Regions from separate parts of the Homo sapiens genome. Here region 1 is linked to region 2. Evidence: chromatin loops called from intact Hi-C (ENCODE). Cell type or tissue: prostate gland. All regions are shown on one strand. Each heading gives the region's core, and the rest is flanking DNA. Links, peaks and the distances in the headings are about the cores only.

Evidence for each region. Peaks named below come from ENCODE experiments on the same cell type or tissue, not always from the same donor. Only the 100,000 strongest peaks of a DNase experiment are listed, where the experiment ranks them.
Region 1: a loop joins it to region 2, with 4 times the contacts of the local background. A loop is called at or near these places in 16 of 110 quality-filtered maps.

What each region holds. Positions count from the first base shown.
Region 1 is chr3:69,648,752-69,657,256 of GRCh38, reverse strand. No RefSeq gene overlaps it. Among named protein-coding and RNA genes, the nearest start is that of MITF, 86 kb to the left of the region's middle. In prostate gland, for the core only: no CTCF peak of the experiment used is centred there; no DNase peak of the experiment used is centred there.
Region 2 is chr3:69,555,483-69,563,987 of GRCh38, reverse strand. No RefSeq gene overlaps it. Among named protein-coding and RNA genes, the nearest start is that of FRMD4B, 170 kb to the right of the region's middle. In prostate gland, for the core only: no CTCF peak of the experiment used is centred there; a DNase peak (open chromatin) is centred at 4,887.

The DNA of each region.
Region 1 (8,505 bases), core at 393-8,392, 93 kb before region 2:
GGGCTGGGCATGGTGACTCATGCCTGTAATCCCAGCACTTTGAGAGGCTGAGGCAGGAAGATAACTTGAGGTCAGGAGCTCAATACCACCTGACCAACATGGTGAAACCCCGTCTCTACTAAAAGTACAAAAATTAGCTGGGTATGGTGGCACGTGCCTGTAGTTCTAGCTACTTGGGAGGCTGAGGCAGGAGAATCAGTTGAACACAGGAGGCTGAGGTCGCAGTGAGCAGAAATCATGCCACTGCACTCCAGCAGGGGCAACAGAGTGAGACTCCATCTCAAACAAACAAACAAAAACCATTAAATATTAGCACAATGATGTAATGTTACTAAATCACTCAGAATTGAGTTGTATTGAAATGTCGACCTCAAGGTGACTTCCTTTCCATGAAGTTTCCTCTTGCCCTAGTGGAATTCAGGACTTGGTGGCACAGTTGTACAGATTGGGCATTATACATTTTCAGGGAAACATTGTGCACAGAAACTTTCATAGTTTCTAATGTAAATGGTCCCCTCAACCTCAGGAGATGTGCAGAGCTCAACCTGTGCAGCTTCACACAATGACCTTGACACTGACCATTATTCTGTCCTCTCAATGCCTTTGATAACTGTTGCACATGTCTTGCCTGTGTGTATGTCTTGCCTGTGGTGGTCCCAGCTTGGGCCAATGCTGTGATTCAGGTGTGTCTGGTCCAAGCTTAGACACTTTGTAGGACAGGCATAACCAAAACCTATTTACACAGCAACTGAGAAACATTTTGCCAGGAAACAGCCTTAAGTGGAGGAGAAACAAATAACATGATTCTCAAGGGAGAGCTTGGGTCTTGCTTTGAAATGAACTATCTGTAACCTTAAGCCAGTAACTTTTTCTAACCTAACATTAAGAACATAAAAGTTTTATGATATAAAATAATATATACTTATTAAAATATTCAGAAAACACAGACATTTTAAGAAATATGTATTCAAGCAAACCTATTACCCAGAAAGAATCACTGCTAACATTTTGGCATGTAGTCATCCGGGCTATTCTATTCATGTATATGTACATTTGAGTGTCAGGGAATACGTGGAGTAATTACAAATGGGATCACTTTATGTCTGTGTGTGTGTATGTGTGTGTGCATATATATATGTGTGTGTATATATATATATAGTTTTTAGGTCTTTTGCACCTTTTAAAATTAATACAACTTGGAGATCTTGCATAACAATGCTACATACTGTTTCATAGCCTAATATTTTCACCTAAAATAGTTTATCTTTCCATATTGATACAAATATTTCCATGATAATTTTTAATCGCTTTGTAGTATTTCATTATGGAGGTTAGCCTTAATTTATTTAACCAATTCCATTCAATGGACTTTAAAAATTTCAATGTTATAAATAAACAATGGTATAGACATCATTCTGCATAAGATATAAATATGTCATTAGATTTAATTTATAAATTATATGTTTAATGTACAATATAGCACGATAATAATATACATATTATATATAATGATGTTTCTCTTACAGTTATCTATAACAGTGAAACTTTTTAAACAACTTATATGATTATATAATATAAAATATAACATTTATTTCTGCTCTCATATTTTCTTCTGTATTCAGTCCTAGAAGTAGGACTGCTGGATCAATAGCCCTACATTCTGTTATTCTAGTGGGCTTTCAGTGAATGTTTTCTGAGGATGTTAGGCCTTCAGAATAATAGGCTTTCCAAGGAGCAGAATTATCACATTGCAAACATGATCTGTGCTTCATTAACAAAGAAAGCCACGTGATAAAAAAGAGGAAAATCATTTTGGAGAAAACAGAAGAGTGATGTCTAATATCAAGCTTATAAAAATATCTAGAAGATGGCCAGGCACAGTGGCTCATGCCTGTAATTCCAACACTTTGGGAGGCCTAGGCAGGCGGATCACGAGGTCAGGAGATAGAGACCATCCAGGCTAATACGGTGAAACCCTGTCTCTACTAAAAATACAAAAATTAGCCGGGCGTGCTGGCAGGTGCCTGTAGTCCCAGCTACTCGGGAGGCTGAGGCAGGAGAATGGCGTGAACCTGGGAGGCGGAGCTTACAGTGAGCCAAGATCAGGCCACTGTACTACAGCCTGGGCAACAGAGCGAGACTCCGCCTCAAAAAATAAATAAATAAATAAAAATAAATAAAAAATAAAAAATCCTCTAGAAGATAAGCTTCTGAAAGTAGAGGAAAAAAAATAGCTACTGGTTTTGTTTAAATCTATACATTTTATAGAATCGGTAGTCTTCCAGGTAGGTTTAACTACATATATGGAATAAAATATCAAGATTTAGCTGTGTTTTTGTTCAAAGAGCATGTTTCATTGTAATGTAAAACTCCAAACAAACCAACTGTAAAAAGATATTTTTAATACAAAAAGAAAAATTTGAAGAAAAAAACTGACTGGAAATTAGATGATATTAAAAAATCACTGTTAAATGTTTTCAAGTGTGAATAACAATATTGTGGTTACATGAAGAAAAAAGAGTCATTATCTGTTAGAAACACATGCCGAAATGATATGACACCTGGGATTTATCTTAAAATAATTCAGCAGGGTGGTAGGGAGACTTAGGGGAAAAGGCATAAAAATGAAACAGAAAGAGCTGTGCATTCTTAATTGTTGAATTGGATAATGGAACATAAGTGTTCATCACACTATTCTCTCTACTATTCTGTATGTTCAAAATTTTTCAAAATAAAAATTTGAAAAGGCTGATGTAAACCCCAGAAAGACAGGATTTCCACCTGTCTTGCTCACTCTCATGCCAAGCACAATAAAGAAATATTTGTCGTTTGGAAGTGTTAGAAATATGTTATTCTGTGTTATGTTGTTTTTATCTTAGTTGCTTGTTAGGCAAAAGTTTTAGGTATTGAAACCTCCTGGCAATTATAGCACAAGAGGGAGATCCTCATTGGTGAAGTATTCAAACACAGACAAGAAGACTTGTTGGGTGTTTATGTGAGATTAATGGATTAGGTAAAGATTTGGAGTAGGTTAATGTTCTCTGTCAACTCCAGGGATCTGTTTAACTTAACGTTAGGAAATGTTTCTCTATCTAGATTTATATTTATGTTTTAGCATTCTGAATAGAGCTGAATGGAAAAAATAAAAATTTTTCTCAAGTTGGGAGTCACCTTCCTTTTGCCCTGGATTTTTTTTTTCTTTAGGTTCCACTGTCTGTTTAGATCTGTGAATGCAATCATGGATAATCCCACAAACTCAACATATTACTCCAAGTAATCAGATTTAAGTGAAAGTAAAGGTAAGCACCAAAAGAGTAGGAATCCCAGTGTTGGGATAGGATTTCTCAGGTGTCATGGACAGCTTATTTAGGATTTAAGGCAGTCAGCTGTACCATCAGCAACGGAAACAGATGGATCTCTTGCTGTTATACTGAACTTCCTTCTATGCCCATCATTCCATAGCCTCTGCTAACTCATACCTTTGCTTTCCTCATGACCCCAAATTCTTTATGGCCTTTCTCTGGACATCTTTGTGTTTCTGTTCCTAAAAGTGACTAGCAACACCATCTCTGTATCTTACTATTTCATATCATTTGAATCCCTAGGGATGGGGTGGGGTAGAAAGTAAAAGAAAGAGAATGAAACTTATTAGTAACCATCATATCTGCCTACATCAAACTTTCTTTTTTTTTTTTTTTTAAGATAGGGTCTCACTCTGTTGCCCAGGCTGGAATGCAGTGGCACAATTTCGGCTCAGTGCAACCTCCACCTCCGGGGTTCAAGCGATTCTCCTGCCTCAGCATCCGGAGAAGCTGGGACTACAGTTGCGTCCCACCATGCCCAGCTAATTTTTGTATTTTTGGTAGAGACAGGGTTTCACCATGTTGGTCAGGCTGGTCTCAAACTCCTGACCTCAGGTGATCCACCTACCTCGGCCTCGCAAAGTGCTGGGATTACAGGCATGAGTCACTGCACCTGGCCTTTTTTTTTTTTTTTAAAGAGTTGGGTCTTGCTCTGTTGCCCAGGCTGGAGAGCAGTGGGATGATCATAGGTCACTGCAGCCTTGAACTCCTGGGCTCAAGCATTTCTACCTCAGCCTCCTGAGTAACTGGAATTATAGGCCTGAGCCACAGCACATGGCAATGCATGAGGCTTCACAGTAGCTCACCCCACAGGTTGCCAGCCTGCTATTGGTTGGCTACTCTTAGATGAACTGTCTATTCCCAATCCATGATTGGGATTATCTGGTCAACATGTAGTTTTGAATTCCTGCATAAAGAATATTTAAGGGTAGGGATTCCCTAGAAGGGACAGGTAGTAGGGGAGGCATTCCATCTTGCAAGCCCATTACATGTTGGCAGTGAGAAAGGGGATAGAGAAGGGAGATGACTCAGGGGTCAGTGGCTGAGATAAGGATGTCAGACAGCAAATTATGTTTAACCAGAAGAAGCAAGTGCAGATATTTGGCCACTGAAGAGACACATAAATTGCACTTAAAATCTAATCTTAGATTTGAATCCCAGGTCTATGTCATACTGGCTGTACAATCTTAGAGAACATTATGTGTCTCTTGGGAAAAGTTTTGTCTCTCTGAACCCACAATTTCCTAGCCTTATCAAAAGGGCATACAACTGCCTCATTTGCAGGGTAGGTGAAAGAGTCATATGAGGTTGTCTTAGTCCATTCGCATTATTATAACAAAATGCCAAGGACTGAGGAATTTATTAAGAATCAAAATTTGTTTCTCACAGTTCTAGAGGATGGAAGTACCAGATTGAGGCACTGGCATTGCTGTCTGGTGAGGGTTGCTCTCTGCTTTCAAGATGGCACCTTGATGCTGTGTCCTCAGTGGCCGAAGGCAGAAGAACAAGAGAGGCAAACTCTCTCTAAAGCTTCTTTTATAAGGGCGTTCATGAGGGCTCCACCCTTATGACTCAATCACCTCCTAAAAGGGTCCAACTCTTAATACCACCACAATGGGGATTAAGTTTCAGCATGAATTTTGAAGGGGACACTACATTCAAACCGTAGCAGATGTAATGAATGCAAAGTCCTCAGCATCACACCAGTATGTAATAGGTGCTTAATAGATGATCTTGTTCTTATCACACCAGTCCTTCTAATGCTCTGTGGGATCCCAGCCTTCTGAAGCTGAATCAGAATCCAAAACCCAGCAACATTCCAGGGAAAATTGTGAGTGGTGGGATTCTTTCCCTTTTACTATATATGTTAAAAGGATTTAACTAATACAGAGGCTCTCCTTCTCCTTAAAAATGACTCCCCACCCCCAACCCCCTGCTGACTTATCCAGAAGTGAGCTGTTATCAACAGGTAAAGAGAGATTGCAAGAAGCCAGACCCCAGGGCCTTTAGATCAACTTGGATCTCCTGAGTTCTCTGCAATCCGTTTATCTCTATGCATGTCTCTCTCCTTTTTATTGTTCCATTCCGCAAATGCACACACACACACACACACACACACCCCGTCCTCCTACCAAGCAAGAAGGGGGAAAAAAGAGTTTTTTTAAAATAGGAGAAAAATAATGTTGCATGGGTCTGGGGAAGGGAAACCCTTGTTAAGATGAAGCCTACCCAGCAGCCTGTATCCTTTAGGCAACTAACTTAGGGGTTGCTATTTGGTAAGCATTTTCTGGATTTTTTTCTGAAAATGAGCATTTTCCCTAGGAACGCTCTGGGTGATGTTGTTAGTAAAATATAGGGCTTTAAAATCAAGCAGATCTGGACTTAAATATTGCCTCCACTGTGTGTGACCTTGGGCAAGTTACTTCCTCTTTCTGAGCCTCAGATTCCTCACCTGCAAAATAGAACTAACAAGATCTATGGAGGCTATGGAGATACTTGAATGAGAGCATACATGGACAGTTTCTAGCACAGTACTGGCAGGGACTGAGAACTCAGTTCATATAGCTTTGGTTCTTCATTAAGCATTTTATTCACATTGCTTTTAAAGTAGTCTCTAAAAAATCCTTAAGTGACATTGGTTTGTTGAGTGGTCTCAGAATCCTCGGGTGATATTGTTATTAAAATATGTGGCTTTAGAATCAGACAGCCCTGGACTTCAATGCTGGCTCTTCCACTTACTAGCTGGGTGGCATGGGCAAAGTCATTTAAGCTCTGTGAGCTGTGGTTTCTTTAGCCATATTGTGGGGATGATCACACTTACCTCAAAAGGTTGTTAGAAGTAAATAGTGCCCAATACAGCACCTGGCAGATGTTAAGGGCTTGTCAACCAACATAAACAGAAAGAGCCTCTCTAAAATAAAAGATATGTATTTAGGAATAGGCATTGCAATGGGAATATGCATGCCATAGTAAATGGTGTGTGTATTCAGGGAGGTAAAGGAAGACAAAGGGTTTTAAAGGAAAAATGAGGAGGATTACATAATTGTTTTCAAATGATTCTTCTTGGCTACGGAGATCAATAACAAGAGTGACATCAGTCTGATGTTGGACAGGCAGTTGCTGGGCAGATGTCTCCACAGAAGTACTTTTTTGTGCAAGGTTGTGATGGCCTTTGGCAAGGTTGCAGTTTTTGCAGAGTCTTTTATGATAGTTTTTCTTATCAGGCACAGAAGTTTGAGGACCCTCTCTTTACAGCCTTCCCTGCCTCTATTTGTCATGGCTTTTTGTTTTTTGTTTTTTTAAACACAAGCGACTCCATTTTGGTTCTGACAACTTTCTCAGGCTCAGTAAAAAGTAATTCTGATGATGATGATGTTGATGAGGAGGAAGGTGGCAAAAATGATGCTCTGTTGATGCTTGTATAAAGAAACAACAGAATTTCATTTTTGGTTATTTCAAGCATGGACTTGAAGGCAGGGGCAATGTTTTGCTTCCATTTTTTTACTGCACATAATAGCTAGCCTATAGTAGTTGCTCAATAAATATCTGATGTATGAATGGATGAAAAAATGGTTGATAAATGAGAGCTTTGATGATAGAAAAAAAGTTATTTCACATACCAACAACTTTGGCTTGGGAATCAGACAAATAAGCATTTATATCTTGACTTAGTCATTTCCTATGTAAACTTGGCTAAGTTACTAGATTTCTCTCTGTGTCGGATTTCCTATTTGTAAAATGAAAATAGTAATAGAATCTACCTCAGATATTGGAGTCAAATGAGAGAAGTGTGTAAAGAGCTTGGTTCTGTACCTGAAATGCAACTTTGTGCTCAGTAAATGTTACTGCCAGGAAAAGGAAGGCACTTTATGGAAAGTTACCATTTAACCAGAACTAACCAGAAAAGACGGGCTAATGTAACTCAGCTCACTTGAATTCATGCCATGTTTTCCTAATGTGCCAAAATATCCTCCCTAGTTGGAAGCGTGCAAGTGTTTAGAAAGCCTAGCCATCTTCTAACACTCATCAAGATGACAAAAATAAGTGTGGAGGACAATTACCGTTTGTGAAGTGCCCATAACCCCCACACAGTAATTCTGTCTCTCAATGCGCCATTGCAATTAAACATGCAAATAGCAGGTCTTTGGATTCTTATCATTTCTGGTAAGGATGAGCATTTTCAATCTGCTGCATTTGCATCCATTTAGATAATGATAATGAAAGCAACAGATCCCTTCCATTCCACTCTGCCTTTCATTCAAAGATTGAGACCCAGAGGTGCTTTTAGAGACCACATTTATAGATTAATTTCATCATTACAGAGCTGCAAGAATCCCTGGGGCAGCAAGAAGCACATATTAACTTTTGCCAGTGATGCTGCACAAACACCAGGTTAGGAAAGCAAATGGCAAATAACTCACCCAGTTGAAAATGTAAGGGAAATTTATGAAACCAGAAAGAAAGGAAAAGCCACAATGAGTAGTGCTGTTATTTAGTTACAGATTTCAAATAACAAAAAATCCTCAAGCTAATGTTACTTCCCCTCATACTCTGAACATTATTTGGAGAATGACTCAACAGGAAGGGAGAAGAAGGCACCTCACTTGTTACCACCCACATCCCTCTTGTCATTAGATAATTCCACAATGGACAAAGGAGTGAATGAACTAAGCTCCGGGCTTGCATTGCATGCCAGTTAGGTCCAAATCTTTCTGAGCACTGATATTTTGGGCTCCGCCGTCCCCTTCAGGACTAAAACAAGACTATCATGCAGACCTCATCTTTCAGGGACATTCCTGCCTACTCATTCCTTTCAAAAGCCCCCATTCCCCTTGGTTTAGTTTGTTTGTTTGTTTGTTTGTTTGGTTGGTTGGTTGGTTGTTTTTGTCATGCAGCGGGAGAAAGGGAGATCTTAATTTTTTGAGGAGATTGAATTATGTCAGTGATTTGTATCCCCTTTAATACATCCTACATTCCTTTGGGAATATGATGAAGGCTATGGATTAGCTTCCCAGATAAATGTATGCACAAGTATACACACAGAGATTCAATCACAATTTAGCATTCATTTTAGAGGAAATTCATTGAACTTCTGCAGTTTATATCTGGATCTGGGGTCAAAAACACCTCAATGAATTAATTT
Region 2 (8,505 bases), core at 90-8,089:
ATATGCGTTCTAAAACATGGTCATTAGTTTAGTCAAGGGTTGTTTGTTTTAAAGCATGGGAAACTTACTCAATTTGCTCAAATAAATAGGAGTTTGTTGTATCAAGTCAAAGGTTGCTCACAAAACCCAAGGGCATGAATTAAGATCAGGCATCACAATGAAGAATAAATGGTATGTATAGAGTCAGCAGAAGTCAAAGGAGCTACTCTTTGTGCTTGTCTCTCTTTTGGGGTTCACCAGATATCTCTATTGCTTCATGAACATCAGTTCCATTATCTGTTTTCCTGGCCCCTAAGAAACCATCCTCAGGTGAGTTCATCCGTTGCTGATATACATCGCCATACAGGCTCAACACCTTCAGGTAGAACTGACCAATCTTTTCAAGTGCTGATTCTAAATACCTGGGAGAGAGACCGGTGGGAAGTCAGAAAGAGAGAGAATGAATGTGATTGGGTCAACCTGGGACAGATGTCCATCTTTGAGCCAATCAGCTGTGGCCAAAGCATAGTGTTACCGGCTCTATTGCTCACTGAGAGGGCCAAGGCAGTCATTACCTCCCTAAACTTCTGAATCAGAACATGAAAAAGAAACAAAGAAGCATGGCACAGTAGAAAAAGCCCAGGATTTGTAACTCAAATTCTAGGCAGAACTAGCTGAGTGTTTTTCATTGCTTCACTCTCTTCTGTGGAACCCCAGTGCCTCCACTCTGCCATGATTAACTTCTCTGTGTGAACAGCACTGTGGAATGAGGTCATGTGCCTAAGATGCTCTATGAAAAAAGTATTAGTTACGCTTATGAATATCGGATGTCAAAACCAAAGTTCTGAATGAGTGTGCAGAGTAGAAAGACCATAACTTGGAGTTAGAAATATGGACTTCAAACCCCAATAGTTAAACTACTTCTATCTGTGTCATGTTAAGTACATTTTCTGAATATTTTTTCCTCAACACAAAACAAAGATAAAAATATCTGGTTTACATGGCTGATGTAGAAATTACATAAAGTATTAAGTATGAAGTACCTAGCTCAGTACTTATGGCACTCAGTAAATGTTAATTGTTATCATTATTAGTTATCAAAGCATATTATTATCATTTATGCCAAGGCAGGTCAACTCTTAATACAAAAATCTGCCACTATAATGTTTCAAATAATCACTTCTGTTGGAAAAAATACTCTATGCCATGTTTCTTGTTAAACACTGGTTTATAACAGTAGAAATACCTAGAAATCTTTTTAAAAATACTGATTACTGGCTCCCATTGTAGACCAAACAAATCAGAATGTCTGAGCCTGGGGCCCTAGCATGTATATTTGTAAAAGCTTTACAGTGGAAGATTAAAAAACTCATTAAATGTTTGCAGAATGCATGAATATGTAAATGAATGAACTATGGATCCAATGAATAAGTGAGAGAACACTACAATGAATACATTTATAATAAATTGGGGCAAAAAATGTTAAATTCTATATTCTATGATGTTTTTATTTAAAAGCAGATTTACACACAAATAAAATGTTTAAAGCAATGACACAAAAGAAAGGGTTAGGTTGGATGTATCAAAATACAGCTGTTAGTTTTGTGATAGTGTTTGTGTGTTCTTCAGTGACTTACATCGTTGTTAGAGAGCCAGATGTTGTCGGTGAAAAGTGCATTCCACAGTAACGAATGGAACAATATAAAACCACCATGTGAGGACACAGACATTTGCTTCCAGGATGGAAATGCCTCCTCTTATCTACTGTGGTCTTTGCTTTGTGTTTATTTCTTGGATTCTCATGTCTTCATAGCGATGGAGCTGTTGACAGACTGGAATGCCCCAACAAATTATACTCCTTGAGTGTTTCCTCCTCCTCCCTGATCAAGTTTTTGAATGTTTCCTTCTTCTTCCTGAATTGGCAGGCAGACCACTTCTTTTCCAAGCACTTAATCTACCAAGTACCACAAGTCAAAATAAAGATACTTGCAAGGAAAGAATTCAAGAAGGAAAGAGCTTTATATAGACCCATAGGCTCTGTTTAACCCATAAAAGGTCAAGGGGAAAAAAAAGTCCTTACATAATCACTAATCAAAACTCTGATGTGAAGTAAAATTGATATGCCCTTGCAGTGTAGCTCAAAACTACAGGCTTGGAAAGACTGAATATTTTAAGGCTTAGCAGCATATGAATTTCAGAAATGGAGACCCTAAGGAAATAAGCAATGAATTAGAAGGATTTTCAGGTGAAATATAACATGGCTACTGAAAGAAGAAAAAGAAAATTGGTTTCATTTTATTAAATATCACTGATAAAGTTGCTCTGCTTGAGAGATCTAGAAAATCAGAAAGAATAAAGTAGTAAATTAAAGTGGACTCATAATTCACTTTAAAATTATTGCATGGATGAGTGAGAAGGAAAGATACTGAAGAGACACACAGGATTTAGAAAACATTGGAAGTCGAAGGAAACAGAAACACTACATTCTGGGAGTCATATATATAGGACGTTTGAATGAAGGGGTTTTGGGTGTAAGGCAGTAGGAAGGGGCAGGGACTTAGGCAAATTGGAGTGTGCAAACCCTGTTTTGAAAAGTATCCACTCCTTAGTTTCAGTCAATTGTTCCCATGTAGGATGGAAGCCCACAGCCCCTAAGCTTTCAAAGAAAAGTTGTAAATCTAGACTTGTTCCTGTAAAGATCTCTTAATTTTTAAGTATTGGCAGCAAATTTAAATATTTTAAGTACACTAAGTTAACAAAAACAAAACAACACATACACACACAAAAGTCATGTCTGTGGACTGTATCTGGCCCATGGAGCACCATTTTGAGAACTCTGGAATAGTGGATCAAATATGCATGGACTTTAGGCTGTTCCAGAACTGGATTTTAATCCCAAGTCCACACAAACCAGCTGCAAGATCATGAGGAAATGAATGTCTCAACCTTTCACAATGTTTGTTTCCTTATCTGTAAAAAGGAGAACCATAACATCTTCCTCCCCTAGTGGTTGTAGGAATTATCCATGAGCACAGCATCAGGGAGCATGAATTACATGGTAGGGAAGCAGAACTCCATACATGGTGGAATGTGCCCCAAATCTGTTGAAAATTCCTGTGGACCCAAGGAAGGAAATACTCTTTAAGAATTTCAAAACATGAAAGAACCTACACAAGAGTACATGAAATCAGCTATACAAATTGAAATTTTCGAGTCATGATTTACCTGGTAATCATCAAAATAGCTAAAAAATTTCTCACATTAGAAAGTAAATATTATGGCGGGGCGTGGTGGCTCAAGCGGTGGCAGCACTTTGGGAAGCCGAGGTGGGCGGATCATGAAGTCAGGAGATCGAGACCATTCTGGCTAACACAGTGAAACCCCGTCTCTACTAAAAATACACACACAAAAAAAATTAGCCGGGCGTGGTGGTGGGTGCCTGTAGTCCCAGCTACACGGGAGGCTGAGGCAGGAGAATGGTGTGAGCCCGGGAGGCGGAGTTTGCAGTGAGCCGAGATCACACCACTGCACTCAAGCCTGGGTGACAGAGCGAGACTCCATATCAAAAAAAAAAAAAAAAAAAAAAAAAAAAAGGAAGTAAATATTATAAAATTCAACAAAAAAATTAAGAGTTGACTATCTCTTAAAGCAGTGTTTCTCAACTTTTTTTTCGTTATCACCACACACTGAGCCTTCTTAGGCACTTTTTGCCTAATTACTTCCCCTCACCACATAAAACTTTAATACCACAAATATACCATGTGTCTGTTTGAGTTCTCTATGTATATCTGTGTTTTATACATAAAAAGAGTAAGTCCTCCCCCTCACTATCACCCTACACCAATTTTCACATCTTTGGAGATGATATTCCCATTGAAGATGCATGTCTTAAAGAGACTCACAACATGAATTGAGTTCCGTCAGTTGTGTCTCACCTTTTGATTAGTGATAATGGATATAAATCTCATTGTTCAGTGCCTGGCATAGAGTAGATGCCAATAAATTATAGCTATTATAATAAATGTTAATAAGATACACGGAGATTTAACAGGGTAATTCTATGGAGCACTGAGTGTCATCAGAAGCCCAGAGGCATGCCTACCTTCTATGTTTTACAGTCTTGCTTCCAGGTCTTTATGAAGACTGTTTTACAACAGACCAAAAACTTCAGCAATTCCTCTGGAGATATTACTTACCAGGGAACCATATTCTCCAAGGAATATAGCAGCATTGCTGTTCTTCCTTGCAATACTACCTTGCAAAGTATTTGTAAAAATCAAGAGAAGAAAATATTCTCAGCAAATATGCCAGATAGAAGGATAACTTTTGCTTACATTTATGTTTGGTCAGTGTAAATTTGGGGTACAGTAACAGAATATCATCGACTAGGCAGTTTATAAACAGCAGAAATTTATTTCTTATGGTTCTCAAGGCTGGGAAGTCTAAGATCAAGGTGCTGGCAAATTCAGTGCCTGGTGAGGGCTTGCTTCCTGGTTCATAGATGGTACCTCCTAGTTGTGTCCTCACATGGTGAGAAGGAGTGGCTAGTTCTCTGGGGTCTCTTTTATATGGGCATTAATCCCAATCATAAGGGCTCTACCCTCATGATCTAATTACCTCCCAAAGGCCCTGTCTCCAATACCATCACCTTGGTGGTTAGGATTTTGACATATTTGAGGAGACAAAAACATTCAGACCATAGCAGTTAGTAATAAATTCTTGTTTTGCAGCCAAACATCAATCTTCATCTTCTTAGCCTGGTATAATCTAAGCCTAATGCCCTGAAATGCATGGGAAGATGTCAGTGCTTAGCTTTATGCTTCTGTAGTGGCTTCGATGGTACATTCCTTCCAGGCTTGCTTCATTTTGTTGGGCCATTGGCTGGACTCCAAAGAGAAAGAAGAACCATTGTCCCTACAGCCTGTTGGTGTTTGACAATTGCCTAATGCTTGGCAGCCTTCTCTGTAACAAAAATATAAATCGCACTGTGAGGACATTAGGAAATCCTGCCCCAGGAGGAAATCTCTGTGGATGATGTCAGAACAATTAGATATTAAATGTTGCAGACTTCAAGATTATTAACAAGCTCAGGAAAACTAATTAAGAAGGGTGAGTAGATGCTATCTGACTTGGACAGAGGTATAGCTTGACAATGAAAAAATATATATATATGTGAATATATATATATAAGTGAATATATATATATATATATATATATATATATATATAATTTTTTTGAGACGAAATCGCCCAGGCTGGAGTGCAATGGCGTGATCTCAGCTCACTGCAACCTCTGCCTCCCAGGTTCAAGCAATTTTCCTGCCTCAGCCTCCTGAGTAGCTGGGACCACAGGAGCCTGCCACCACGCCTGGTTAATTTTTGTATTTTTAGTAGAGATGGGATTTCACCATGTTGGCCGCGCTTGTTTTGAACTCCTGACCTCAGGTGGTCCACCTGCCTCGGCCTCCCAAAGTGTTGGGATTATATGCGTGAGCCACTATGTCCAGCCACCAGTGAATGTTCTTTACTCAGAAATTTGCGGAGTTAACTGGGAGATTCCAACTGTTCTAATGGCTGAGGGCTGGAATTGACAACAATACACACAGAAAAGAAACTCAGAGCTCTTCTTCTGGGGATACCTCTATCATAGCTCTCATTTTGTACTTTAATCATTTATTTAGATCTCTGTTTTTTCAATCTGTCTGAAGACTCCGGTAGCAGGACTGTACCTCATCATGTGTTCATTGCCTGGCACACTGTTTTTAGTAAGGACTTCTTATAATTATTAAACTAGTAATGAATCCTCACCACCACTGGTAAGGGGATAAATCTCAATATTCCCACTAAAGAACATAAGCTTTTAAGTCAGATGAATTGAGTTTGAATCTTGACTCTGTCACTTAATAGCCATGGGACCTTAGACTGGTTATTATATGTGGGCCTGTGTCTCCTGATCTGTAAAATGGGAATAATTGTAGTGCCTGGAACTGTAGAATTGCTGGAAAGATTAAAGAAGCTAATATTTATGAGTGTTAAATACTAATCTGTTTAGCTCAGTGCTTGACACATAGAAGGCACTCAATAAATAATAGCTATTATGACTATACTTATTTCAATAATTATCAATAAATTTCATCTTCTAAGAAATCTGCTTTTACAGTCAGAAAAGAGGAAAAAACCCCACATGTATTCAAAATTTCCCTTTAAGATTCATTACCTTCCCTTAAATCAACAGAGCTCAGACTCCTGGAAGACCAAAAACCAAGGATTAATTTCTTTGTTTCTTTTTACAATTTGGCTGTGGGTTTTCTTGTCCTGAAGCAGTGGAGGCCAGAGTCTAGTTTGAAAGGTGGAAAGGAGAAGGAATAAATTAAAGGGTATTTCTCTTTTGGCCAAGGTCACGTAGTTGAGTTTGAGTACATTCAGCACACATGTGATGTGATTCCATTTTATTTCAATTCTTGTTTCTCTGAATGCCAACTTTGAAGCAAGTTGTGGTCCCCATACCTAGAGCAGAGATGACCTATCATTATTTCAGAGAGAAATATCTGATAGAGAAGGTTGATAAACCAAGGTAGGTAGCAAGCTAGATTGCTACTTATCAGTCACTTGGGGGTTTTTGTTTCTTTGTTTTTCTTTACCATTCCTGAGAACTTCAAACGTAAGTTTTCCAGTTTTGTGAAATAAACATGATTGACTGTCCTTGTCTTGAGCTTAGCTGTGAAACCTCCACCAACCTGACCATCCTTCTCAAGAATGTCAACATAAACAGATTTAATCATCTCCACCATTCAAATACACAGCTAAAATGTCTCCTGGCACCTGTGTCAGCTCTAACTATGACTGTAAGAAACAAAGGATGGTCTCAACTACAGGGAACTGGCTACTCCAGTCCACCAGCCCATGGGAATTCTAGGAATTGAAAGAACAGGTGGTGGGAGAGAGGGGGAATAGCAGTAAGACCGACACAAATTTAGCCTTTAGAGACCAAGAGCCTTGCAAACTGGTGGTCCATAAATCAAATCTGGCCCATAGATATATTTTGTTTGGTTCACATAGTGTTAAAAAAATTTTTTTGAATTGGCTGTCAACATTTCAAAATCCAGAGAAATCTTTTAAAAATTGGAGTTTCTGGCTCCCCTGGAAAAATCAGAACTGTTGGCAATAGTGGGCCTGCATTCCCACATGGTTCCCAGCTGGCTTCAGCTGAGTAGCAGTTGCACCCATTAGGTCAGGCACACTTCTCCAGTTTGCCACAGTTCCCACCAGTCCCTATTGTTCCTCTTTGTTACATTTATGTTATGTATGCAACTCTACTGCTACATGTACATGTTGTTGTTATGTATGTAACATGATTGTTACACTTATGACTTTTCTTATAATTCAGATAAAAATAAAATATTCACTGAAACCATGTCTATCCAAAGCAGGGAATGGAAAAGTCATACATAATTGTATGGATTAAATGACTACATAAATTAAAACTTAAAAACATATCCATCTCCCTTCATTCACATAATATTCAGCTGATACATGGAGCCTGCTCATTTTAAATATAGTGAAACACAGTTGGCCCTCCATATCTGTGGGTTCCACATGAACGAATTCAATCAACCAAGGATCAAAAATATTTGGGGAAGAAAATGGATGTTGTGTCCCTAATGAACATGCACAGACTTTTCTCCTTGTTATTATTCTCCCTAAACAACACAGTATTCAACTATTTGCATAGCATTTACATTGTATTAATTATTACAAGTAATCTAAAGATAATTTTAAATACTGTATATGGAAGGATGTGCATACATTATATGCAAATACTATACCATTTTATATCGGAGACTTGAGCATCTGTGGATTTTGGTATCCTCAGGGAGTCATGGAATCCTCCACGGATACTGAAGGATGACTGTACTTCTATACTAGTTGGTAAAAAGCCATTGTTCCTAACTCCTCTGTGTCTCCTGCTGCTCACAGCCACTCCATCCCCTTCCTTGGGACTCAGTGACTGAGAGTTACTGGCCAGCCATAGCAGAGAGTCCTTAGGACCTGGCTCCTGTGCTAGGTGCCCATAAACACCATTCATTTGGTAAGTTGAGAGTGGCAGGTTAGGTGGAATCTATTTGTCTTCTTATTTCTGCCTAAGACCTCTCACCTCTGGCAATATTCCACACTAATAATACTGAAACCCATGGTGCCAGCTAGTCCCAGCCCTTCAAGCTAACAGCTCTCAAAGAGCTTACTGGTCTTCATTGGTACACATGCTGGGACAAGTTCCAAAAAATGGTGCCCCCAGAAAATACTGCAATGATGTCTCTGGCTCCAGAGAGGAAAGAGCCTATGAGCATTTGCTTAAGGGCTCACAATTTGAACAACACTACAATTTTGCTTCTTATTCTTCCACTATCTTTAGTTCCCAAAGTGTCATCCAGGATGTTGTCCACCTTGGTCCATAGGAAGGAGTAGGAGAATCTTCATTGCCCTGCTACCTCTAGATATTTGTACTGGGCTAACTCTGGCTTATCT